Regions from separate parts of the Homo sapiens genome. Here region 2 is linked to region 1. A link is a loop called in an ENCODE intact Hi-C map of the cell type or tissue named here. Cell type or tissue: HepG2. All regions are shown on one strand.

Evidence for each region. A loop is a pair of places that touch in the nucleus more often than their neighbours do. Peaks named below come from ENCODE experiments on the same cell type or tissue, not always from the same donor. Only the 100,000 strongest peaks of a DNase experiment are listed, where the experiment ranks them.
Region 2: it touches region 1 in a loop (4-fold over the local background); 1 of 110 quality-filtered maps calls a loop at or near these places.

Annotation. Positions count from the first base shown.
Region 1 is chr5:16,462,763-16,467,762 of GRCh38, reverse strand. It overlaps ZNF622 (zinc finger protein 622), which reads left to right and starts at 1,963. Exons shown (of 6, transcript NM_033414.3): 1 at 1,963-2,722; 2 at 4,021-4,281; 3 at 4,493-4,655. The coding sequence starts at 2,098. RefSeq lists enhancers at 124-213, 244-303, 2,586-2,655 and a silencer at 556-778. In HepG2, no CTCF peak of the experiment used is centred here; DNase peaks (open chromatin) are centred at 1,432 and 1,922; H3K4me3 peaks cover 3,293 bases.
Region 2 is chr5:16,731,958-16,736,957 of GRCh38, reverse strand. All of the region lies in intron 19 of MYO10 (myosin X), which reads left to right. Among named protein-coding and RNA genes, the nearest start is that of RETREG1, 120 kb to the right of the region's middle. In HepG2, a CTCF peak has its summit at 3,121; DNase peaks (open chromatin) are centred at 567 and 1,167; H3K4me3 peaks cover 1,838 bases.

The sequences.
Region 1 (5,000 bases):
GGCTCTCTGCTGCACTCAAGCAGCCCTATGGAGAGGCCTACTTGTCAAGGAACCAAAACCTCTTGCTATCAGCTATGTAAATGAACCATCTTTAAGGGAGACTCTCCAGCCACAGTCAAATACAGTCAGATCTTCAGATGATTTTAGCCCTGGACAGCATGTTCACTGCAACCTCTTAGGAGATCTTAGTCAGAACCACCCAGCTGAGTCACTCAAATACCTGACATACAGAAACTGAAATAAAGCTTGATGCTAAATTTGGGGGTAATTTAATACAGAGTAGTAGATAACTAATACAGTACTGGAGAAAAGTTATGCCTGGTAAGGACTTAGGAAGGTAGGCACTATTTTTGGTAAGTGGATTTGGATAAGCCTCTCTTACAAAGGCATTTGGGCAGAGATCCAAAAAATAAGGAAGCAAGCCAGCAAAAGGATGTTCCAAGCAGAAGAGTAATGGATTTCTGACTTTCTGACTTAGTACCAACTAAAGTGCTTGTTAGAAGAACATCAAATGTGTCATTGCGACTCAAGTAGGGTGAGCAGGGTAGAGAAGGGGGTGTGGCAGGACCTCAGAGGGAGGGGTAGAGCCTCGGAGAATAGAAAGTAAGGTGTTTGAATTTGATTGAGTCAAGGGAAGGCACTGGAAGGTTTTTTAAAGCGCCATCTTCTTTTGGTTTTCTCTTGGCAGCCTGGATTCTGAGCATGCAACATTCGACTCTAACAAGGCTGACTCTGGTTCAACCAGGCTGTGTGGATGAAATCTACGACCTCCCCAAGCATTTGAAGTTCATGTTTTCTTTTTCTTTTGAGATGGAATCTTGCTCTGTTGCCCAGGCTGGAGTGCAGTGGCGCGATCTCGGCTCACCACAACCTCCGCCTCCCGGGTTCAAGCGATTCTCCTGCCTCAACCTCCCAAGTAGCTGGGATTACAGGTCTGCGCCACTGCGCCGGGACTAATTTTTGTATTTTTTAGCAGAGACTGGGTTTCGCCATGTTGGCCAGGCTGGTCTTGAACCCCTGACCTCAGATGATCCGCCCGCCTCGGCCTCGCAAAGTGCTGGGATTACGGGCGTGAGCCACCGCGCCTGGCCTGAAGTTCTTTTCTACAGAACTTTGCTGTCCTATATACATGAGGGTACACAGCCAACTGGGCACCTGGCACGGGTCTAGTCCAAATTGAGATGGGCTGTTAACTCTAAAACACACACTGGATTTCCAAGACTTAGAACCAACGACAGAGCGTAAAAGATCTAATTAATTCTTTTAGACTGATTACATGCTGAAATGACAGGATGGGCTAAATTAAACACATTAAAAGCAGTTTCACCGATTTCTCTTTACTCTTTAAAAATGTGGCTGCTATTAGAATTACCTACGTGGCTTGGACTGTGTGTCTACAGGGAGCTCCTCTCGCGCACTCTGTGCACTCAAATTCCGCCGGTGTCCTCCGCCGGAAGGGCCGCCTCAGAAAGGCCGAGCCCCCGGCCTGGCTTCTCCGGTTTCCCGGGAAAGCGTTGCAACCACGGGCGAGGGCTCCGAGGTCGGCCCCGAGGGGTAAGGGCAGCCCTTGCCTTCGCGACATCCATTCACCCGGCTCCGCAGGTGCAGCGCGCGGTCCTCAGAGAAACCCCGACCCTCGCGTCGCTGACCCGACCATTCATTAATCGGGGGCTTCCCAGGGCCCAGGAGCAGCCTCGGGCGCCCCACTCCCCCATTCTCGCGTAGCCGTCCCCTTGACCGCGTCACACCGAGCGGCACAACCACCAGGGAAGGTAACTGGGAGGGCGCGACCTCCCTCAATCAACAGCCACCTCGGGCTGACTGAGCGGACCCAGGTCCCTTTCAGCCACAGCGTTCCCTCGGCTTCCTGGGCCTCACGGCGGCGGAGGCGTGGCCACAGCCTGAGAGGCGGGTTTCCTGTCCAGTTGTGAATAACTTCCGACGTGTGCCGGAAGTTTCCTCAGTGACAATCAGGAAGTCGGCGTGTCGAGTGGCTCTTCCTGGCTGCTGAGGCGGGTTAAGGTCTGAGGGTCTTGTGGGGCCACGGCGCTGATCACCAGGTGTTTGGCTTGGTCGGTTCTTATTTCTCGCCTGGCAATGGCGACGTACACCTGCATAACTTGCCGGGTGGCGTTCCGCGACGCGGACATGCAGCGGGCCCACTATAAGACGGACTGGCACCGCTACAACCTGCGGCGGAAGGTGGCCAGCATGGCCCCAGTGACCGCCGAGGGCTTCCAGGAGCGAGTGCGGGCGCAGCGGGCCGTCGCGGAGGAGGAGAGCAAGGGCTCGGCCACCTACTGCACCGTTTGCAGTAAGAAGTTTGCCTCTTTCAACGCCTACGAGAACCACCTCAAGTCCCGGCGTCACGTTGAGCTGGAGAAGAAGGCCGTGCAGGCAGTGAATCGGAAAGTGGAGATGATGAATGAAAAGAACTTGGAGAAAGGACTGGGCGTGGACAGTGTGGACAAGGATGCCATGAACGCGGCCATCCAGCAGGCCATCAAGGCCCAGCCGTCCATGTCTCCCAAGAAGGCGCCCCCAGCGCCTGCAAAGGAGGCCAGGAATGTCGTGGCCGTGGGTACTGGTGGCCGTGGGACCCACGACCGAGACCCGAGTGAGAAACCACCCCGGCTCCAGTGGTTTGAACAGCAGGCGAAGAAGTTGGCAAAGCAGCAGGAGGAGGACAGCGAGGAGGAGGAAGAGGACCTGGATGGAGACGGTGATGGCCCTGTCTGGGCGGGGAGGGTAAAGAGGAACTTGGCCCACCCTTAAGTTTCCAGATTTATACTCGAGATGGGTGTGTGTGTGTGTTTGAGAGCTTTTAAGTAAAAATGATGAGGGAAGGTGGTTTAGACGCTTTCTGAAGTGCCTTATCTGGCCAGCAGGTTTGGCTGTTTAGTTCACTCAATTCATTCTCCAAGGCCTAAAACCTTGTCTGGAAAAAGAAGTGCTTAATGCATATTTGGAGAATGAATTGATGCCTTCTGTGTTTTGGATGAAGAGGCTTTTAACATATGCACAGGAGGACATGCTATCGTCATACCAGCTGCCGTGTAATTTGCGATTCTAGTGGGTTTCCAGTTATGATGGTTTTGCACTTAATTTAGTTGAGTAAAACAGAATGAGGGGATCAAAACCAACTCAGCCAGAAATTTGGAGCTGGAGCCAGCACCCTCACCTCTTTGCCTTTATGAGCTATTTATTCCTTACTTCCCTCATCCCACATCCTATTAACAGTGCTGGTGTAGGTGTTCATGTCTTAGTCTGTCCACTCTGCTATAAGGAAGTACTAGAGACTGGGTGATTTATGAACAACATAAATGTATTTTCCCATAGTTCTGGAAATTGGGAAGTCCAAAATCAAGGTGCTGGCAGAGTCAGTGTCTGGTGAGGGCCTGTTCTATAGATGAAGTTTTCTCATGGTGTCATCATGTGGTGGAAGAAGCAGAAGGCAAAAAAGGGGCTAGCCAGTTCCCTCGCACTAATCCATTTATTCAGGATTAGTGCTTGCCTAACCTAATCACCCACTAAAGGCCCCACCTCTTAATGCCATTTCATTGATGATTAAGTTTCAACATTTGAATTTTGGGAGGGAAACATGCATTCAAACCATAGCCGTTCATAGAGCACCCTACCAGCACATACACACACCCCATAGTACTTTTGTGAAATAGTAGATAGAGGCATTGTTTTAGAAGTTTATAAAAATATCCAGGCAGGTAGGAGACTTCCTAACTATATTTTCAGCACTGGGCTAGGTGCTGTAAGGCATAGGAAAGAAACAAAGAAAAGATTCCTGTTTCCTGGAAAAGAAAGACTAAGGAGTTTCATGGCCATTCAGATGAGTCTGTGGTAAACAAATAGCTAAAATTGAGATCTTGAAAGAGGAGTTGTCCTTGGGAGTTGGGGTGTGGCTGTTTCTCCAAATATAGGACTGTATCACCTCGTGAATTTTTGTGATATCTTTGCTTGCTACTACTTTTCTTAAACTTTATATTTCAAAATTCTGGCTTGCAGATTGGGAAGATATTGATTCTGATGAAGAATTGGAATGTGAGGATACTGAAGCAATGGACGATGTGGTGGAGCAGGATGCAGAGGAGGAAGAGGCTGAGGAAGGCCCACCCCTTGGTGCCATCCCTATCACGGACTGCTTATTTTGTTCCCATCATTCCAGCTCGCTGATGAAGAATGTGGCTCACATGACCAAAGACCACAGTTTCTTTATTCCTGATATAGAATATCTTTCAGATATTAAGGGACTGATTAAATACTTGGGTAAGTACAATAGTTTTCCTTTTAATGAGGAAATAATCACATTATTGGGGGACTGGTCTCAAGGGAACATTAGTTTTGCATTTTTCATCAATCTTTGATATAATTGCTTGGTTATTTTGTGAATGATTTTTGAGTTTTGGTGACAAATAGTGAGATTTAATCTGGTTGCAAAAAGCTTTTTTCATATTTTTTCCTTAAATTATTTTTCTAGGAGAGAAAGTTGGTGTTGGCAAGATTTGCTTGTGGTGCAACGAGAAAGGGAAGTCCTTCTACTCCACAGAAGCTGTACAGGCACATATGAATGACAAAAGCCACTGTAAGCTCTTCACAGATGGCGATGCTGCTTTGGAATTTGCAGACTTCTATGATTTTAGGTAAGCATAGTTTGTAATATGAAGTAAAGTGAGGTCATATTTGCTTTGAAGTGATTATTAGGTGTGCCAGTGCTGGATATGTTTGGCACTGTACAACATATCCTTAATAACACTTATAACACCTCTGTATTAGGTAGTTCTTTCTTTGTAGTTGAGAAACTCAGTTTAACAGAGTTTAACACATCTAGTGAAGAGAAGACCTTAGACCCAGACTGAAGTTTGACTTGTTTTTGTTTTTGTTCTGGTTAAAACATCAAGAGTTCAGTTTTGCCAGTTACCCCTTGAACAGAGGTACAGAAATTAGGTTTCACATATTGGGTTCCTGGAGAGTCCTTGCATCACCAG
Region 2 (5,000 bases), 270 kb before region 1:
GTGTTTTCTTACGGGACCACAGAAGTTTAAATATGGTTATTATAACACATAAGTAGGGGTCTACGACAAATTTTGCTGAGCTAAAACAAATCCCCTTTGCTGAGCCAAAACAAATCCCGCTGGATTATGAAGGCCAAACATAAGGCATTGTTACTATGCTAATTGTGGTTTGAGGAATTGCAGAAGGAAAATTAGCCTACCACATTCTTTTTCTTCTTTTCTTTTTCTGGTATTGACTGAAACGTTGGCCTATGCATTTGATTCACTGACTGCATGGCATTGCTTTCAGTAAAGCTTGAGCTAGTCAGTTTACATTGGACTACAAGTGTACAGAGTTGCAGCTCTTAGAGGCTTTTAATCAGAGGTACCTTGCGAATTAGGGAAATAAGGTCCTGTGCAGAAGTGGAAGGGCAGGTTGGACCTGGTCGTGACATCATTTGACTGGGATTTCCAGGCTTCTAACACAGCCTGTGAGCATGCAGGAACAAAGAGGTGTACAACCTCTGAAAACTCTGTGGAACTGACCCTCTCTCAGAGCAGCCATTGTTTGCAGCGCTGTTGCATCAGCAGATGGGCCACTTCTATTCAGTTGCTCCTGCTATCTGGGGCGTGCTAGAGGCATTTCCTGGTTTACATAAACTCTGGGGCTCTGCCAACGTCCTTAGAGTTCAAGCCTTTCCCTTCTCATGCTCAATTAAAATAATTAACTACAGTACAATCGCCGCTTGTTCTCCACTTCTCACCTTGCCTGCTCACAGCACATCCATTCTTCTTGTTCCAGCCTGTCGCTACAAAGTAGTTAGATGATAGAGAAGGCAGGTTGGGAATATTCAAAGACTCTATAGCAACTGGCCTGGATGCAAAGGCTTTTTTTGTTCTTTGTCCTGGTCGTTTTGGTAAATGTGTAGTCGCGTATCTGAGACATAGATTGTGCTTTATTCGGTGCTGTGGAGAGTAGAAACTAGCAGCAGTACCTGGAAAGGGGCCCTGATCTGCGGGTGTGGATGAGTAGAGACTCTTCAGTTGAGATTTAGCTCTAGTGAGGGTTGGGTGCAAAAATGTAGGAAAGAGTGAAGAGATGAGCAGCTCATGTCTGAGTTTTTTCTGTTTCTGTTACTGTGTCACAGACCAGCCTCAGATCATAGTTCATGATGCCAAGATATTGTTGGAGTTGAATGCGGAGACAGACAGGGAGGATTTTTTAGAGTGTCTGCCAGTGTGTAATGTGTCATAATAGCATTTTCTGGGTTTGGGTTTTTTTTTTTTTTTTTTCCCGAGGCTCTGTCGCCTAGGCTAGAGTGTGGCGGTGGGATCTCGGCTCACTGCAGCCTTGACCTCCTGGGCTCAAACAGTCCTCCCATGTAGCTGGGACCACAAGTATGCACTACCATACCCAGCTAATTTTGTTTATTTTTGGTGGAAATGGGGTCTCCCTATATTGCCCAGGCTGATCTCGAACTCCTGGGCTCAAGCAATCCTTCTGCCTCAGCTTTCCAAATTACTGGAATTACAGGTGTTAGCCACTGCACCTGGCCTCATGGTAGCATTTTTAAACAACATTCACCACCGTGGCCTGGTCCCACGGTTTTCTCGTGTAAATCACAGCATTTAGACTCTGCCCTACAGCTCTCTCCATTAGCCTGATGACTCTATAGCAATTCATTAACCTGGGCGTTTTTCTACCTATTCCAGGGCTAACAGCATAAGGTTTTCCTCTCAAGGAACAAGTTGATTTGTTGCTGTTTGCTCAGTGAATAAAAGCAACCTCTCCTTTAGACAATTTATGGCGAACAAGATGATAAAGCAAGTTACTCTTTCAACATTTCTGGAGTAAAATGATGGATGAGGCTGTCCTGGGAGGCCACACATCATGGTGGACCAAATGAGGTTTTAACACTGATCCGGCCTGCCTTTTACCAGCCACAGGTCATTGGTTTGTCACTTTAGTTTTCTGTTCTCCCATCAGGGAAGGGAGTACAGAAGCCACCCTTTGTAGGGTAGGTACAAAGAGGAACTGTGAGCAAGTCTGTAAAACTCCTGGCTCAGACTCTGGCACGGACGGAGACACCACTGATGGCCGTGGTGGCTGATAAACAGCAGTCATAGTCATCATTATGGAAAGAAGTGGCATTGGAGTCTTTTTTTTTTTTTTGAGACAGAGTTTCGTGCTTGTCACCCAGGCTGGAGTGCAATGGCGCAGTCTCAGCTTACTGCAACCTCCGCCTCCCGGGTTCAAGTGATTCTCCTGCCTTAGCCTCCCAAGTAGCTGGGATTACAGGTGTGCGCCACCACGTCCGGCTAATTTTTGTATTTTTAGTAGAGACGGGGTTTCACCATGTTGGCCAGGCTGGTCTCGAACTCCTGACCTCAGTTGATCCGCCCACCTTGGCCTCCCAAAGTGCTGAATTTATAGGCATGAGCCACCATGCCCGGCCTGACATCGGGAGTCTTGGTAGAGAACTCTGGTGTTCACTGTGTGGCTCTCCCAGCAAAAAACAGGTGTGTTCGTTTCTTCTCGTGATCTGTCATTTGAACGTGGGCACCGTTGACTGAACTCAGCAGCACATTGCCAGGTAGAATTTGTGAAGGACGTACGTTCATTTTGGGGTAGGCGTGGGGAATATCAAATTCATGGAAGCAATATGATCAGAACCCTGAAAGCTGTTCTTTTAAGTCGAAAGATGTGGTAGATGTTAAGTAAAGCAAATTGGATCGCTGAAGGAAGTGGATGAAATGTGTTAATAAGGACAGGTGAGGAGAAAGCTGTCACTCATGAATAGCCTTCTGTCTGCTGCTTCTTGGATTTAGGAGCATATACTCCTTTGTTTTCTTTCTTTCTTTTTTTTTTTGCATCCCTTTTATTTTTAACATTGTGCTTAATCTGTGGAAGAGTCTTCAACTTAAAACTCTTTCATACGAATTCTCAGGCACTCCTATCTTAGAGAAAGCGTCAGGCTGCCCCTGAAGCCAGCCTGGCATGTCACACATTGGACCCTTTCCTGCTGGTAGCAGGAGGGAGGCACTTAACAATTAAGCAGTTCGAGTCACCCAGCTCAGAAGCCTGGACTCCCTGCCTGGACGTGGATGCTGCGATGCCGAGCCGTCAACTCGTGGCGCCCCCTGCCCAGAGTCCAGCCTGGAGAGTCCTGAAGAGGCCCGGGGATGGGAATAACCTGGCCTTTGAGTGCTGCCTGACCTCCCGTTTCCTAGCAACTCCCAACTGCTCAATGGGATATTTTGTGGTGTTTCTAATTTATACTTAACAGATATTGGCTGTGATCTAAGGCTGGCTAATTTCCCATTATGACTTTCAGGCAACCACTTTAATACATGAATAAGCAAGAAAAGGACTCCTAGGATGCGCAGCTCACCAATACCCTCTTCCCACCAGGCCTTCCTTCCTTCTGGAAAGCAGAATTTACCGAGGACTTGCCAATAAATTACCATTTATCTCAGAGCAGACGGCACTGAGCAATTTTCAAGGAAAATTCTCCATGTGACTTTTTTTTTCTTCTGGTATCTCAGTATATATTCATGAATATTTATAAATCAGCTATATCTATTATCAAAGAAGTAACTCTTTTCTTAGCTATGTTTTTAATGAAATGAAAAGGGCTGACTTGATCTCAGTTTCTTCCTGTAGAAATGGGATGATGGGGTGGGGTGATTTCTCAAGCCCCTTCCAGCACTCCACTAATATAAATCTGATGACCTTGTGGTCTTTTTAATATTTGGCATCTGTTTGGTGACTGGATGTTTAGCTCAGATTTTTCTGAGTGTGTGTATTTTTGTTGTTGTTGTTGTTTGTTTGTTTTGTTTTTTCTGAGATGGCGTCTTGCTCTGTCACCCAGGCTGGAGTGCAATGGCACGATCTCAGCTCACTGCAACCTCCACTTCCCGGGTTCAAGTGATTCTCCTGCCTCAGCCTCCTGAGTAGCTGGGATTACAGGCACCCGCTACCATGCCTGGCTAATTTTTGTACTTTTAGTAGAGATGGGGTTTTGCCATGTTGGCCAGGCTGGTCCCAAACTCCTGACCTCAAGTGATCTGCGCACCTCGGCCTCCCAAAGTGCTAGGATTACAGGCATGAGCCACCGCGCTCAGCTCTTACAATACCGTTAATGCAGCATTATAAAAAATATTCAGCCAAGCATTCCAAATCTCAGTTTGACCACTTTCCCGGCTTTGGATATTGAGGAACTTGTGGCTGCTGGATGCATTTTCCTCTTATTTCCCTCCTCATCTCCTCCCTTCTTTTTCTTGCTCAGTCCTCACTGCGTGGACATAACCTTAGTGATCGTGTAAGTGCTTTAGTGAGTTTCACAGCTATTTTAGCATTTTAATGACCGATTTGGGCCTCCTTGGCAACATCTACAAAGAGAGACAGCTGCCCTCCTAATTTGTATTTCTCAGCATGATTTTTCAGAACACGTCTGAATAAAGGAGCTGATGACCTGTTCAATATGGTGGACAGAGAAGTAGAAATAGAACACAGATGAATAGAGTGAGATGGAGGTTTAGTTTAGCCAGATAAAAAGGTTTCGTTAGGTTCACTAGATAAAAGGGCAACAGATTATACCCAAGGGGGAGGCTACCCTGTGAGGATTTCCAGATGGGATTTGTGCAAAGGGTTGAACCTTCTGTTGTCTTCACCAGGGCTTTGGGTCTGATTTGGAACAAATCTGTAGTCCCTCTCTCCATCCCTCCTTCCTTCCCTCCTGCCCTCCTTCCTTCCTTTGTTTCTTTGGGTTTTTCTGAAAGTCTCTTTCAGCATACTTTAATTGATTTGCAGTATCCATTTTCTTATATGTTGAATTATTAAACCCCTAATTTTAAGTTTATATGATCTACTCAAAATATGAAATGTTCCCCTTCAGCTTTATCTCTCACCCTTCCAGGAGAGCACGGACCTGCTCCTATTCCTCACACAGACCCCCTCAGTCCCTCCTTGCTCTTGGTATCTCCATGAACCCCCTTCAGAATTTCCTCATTTTCTTTCC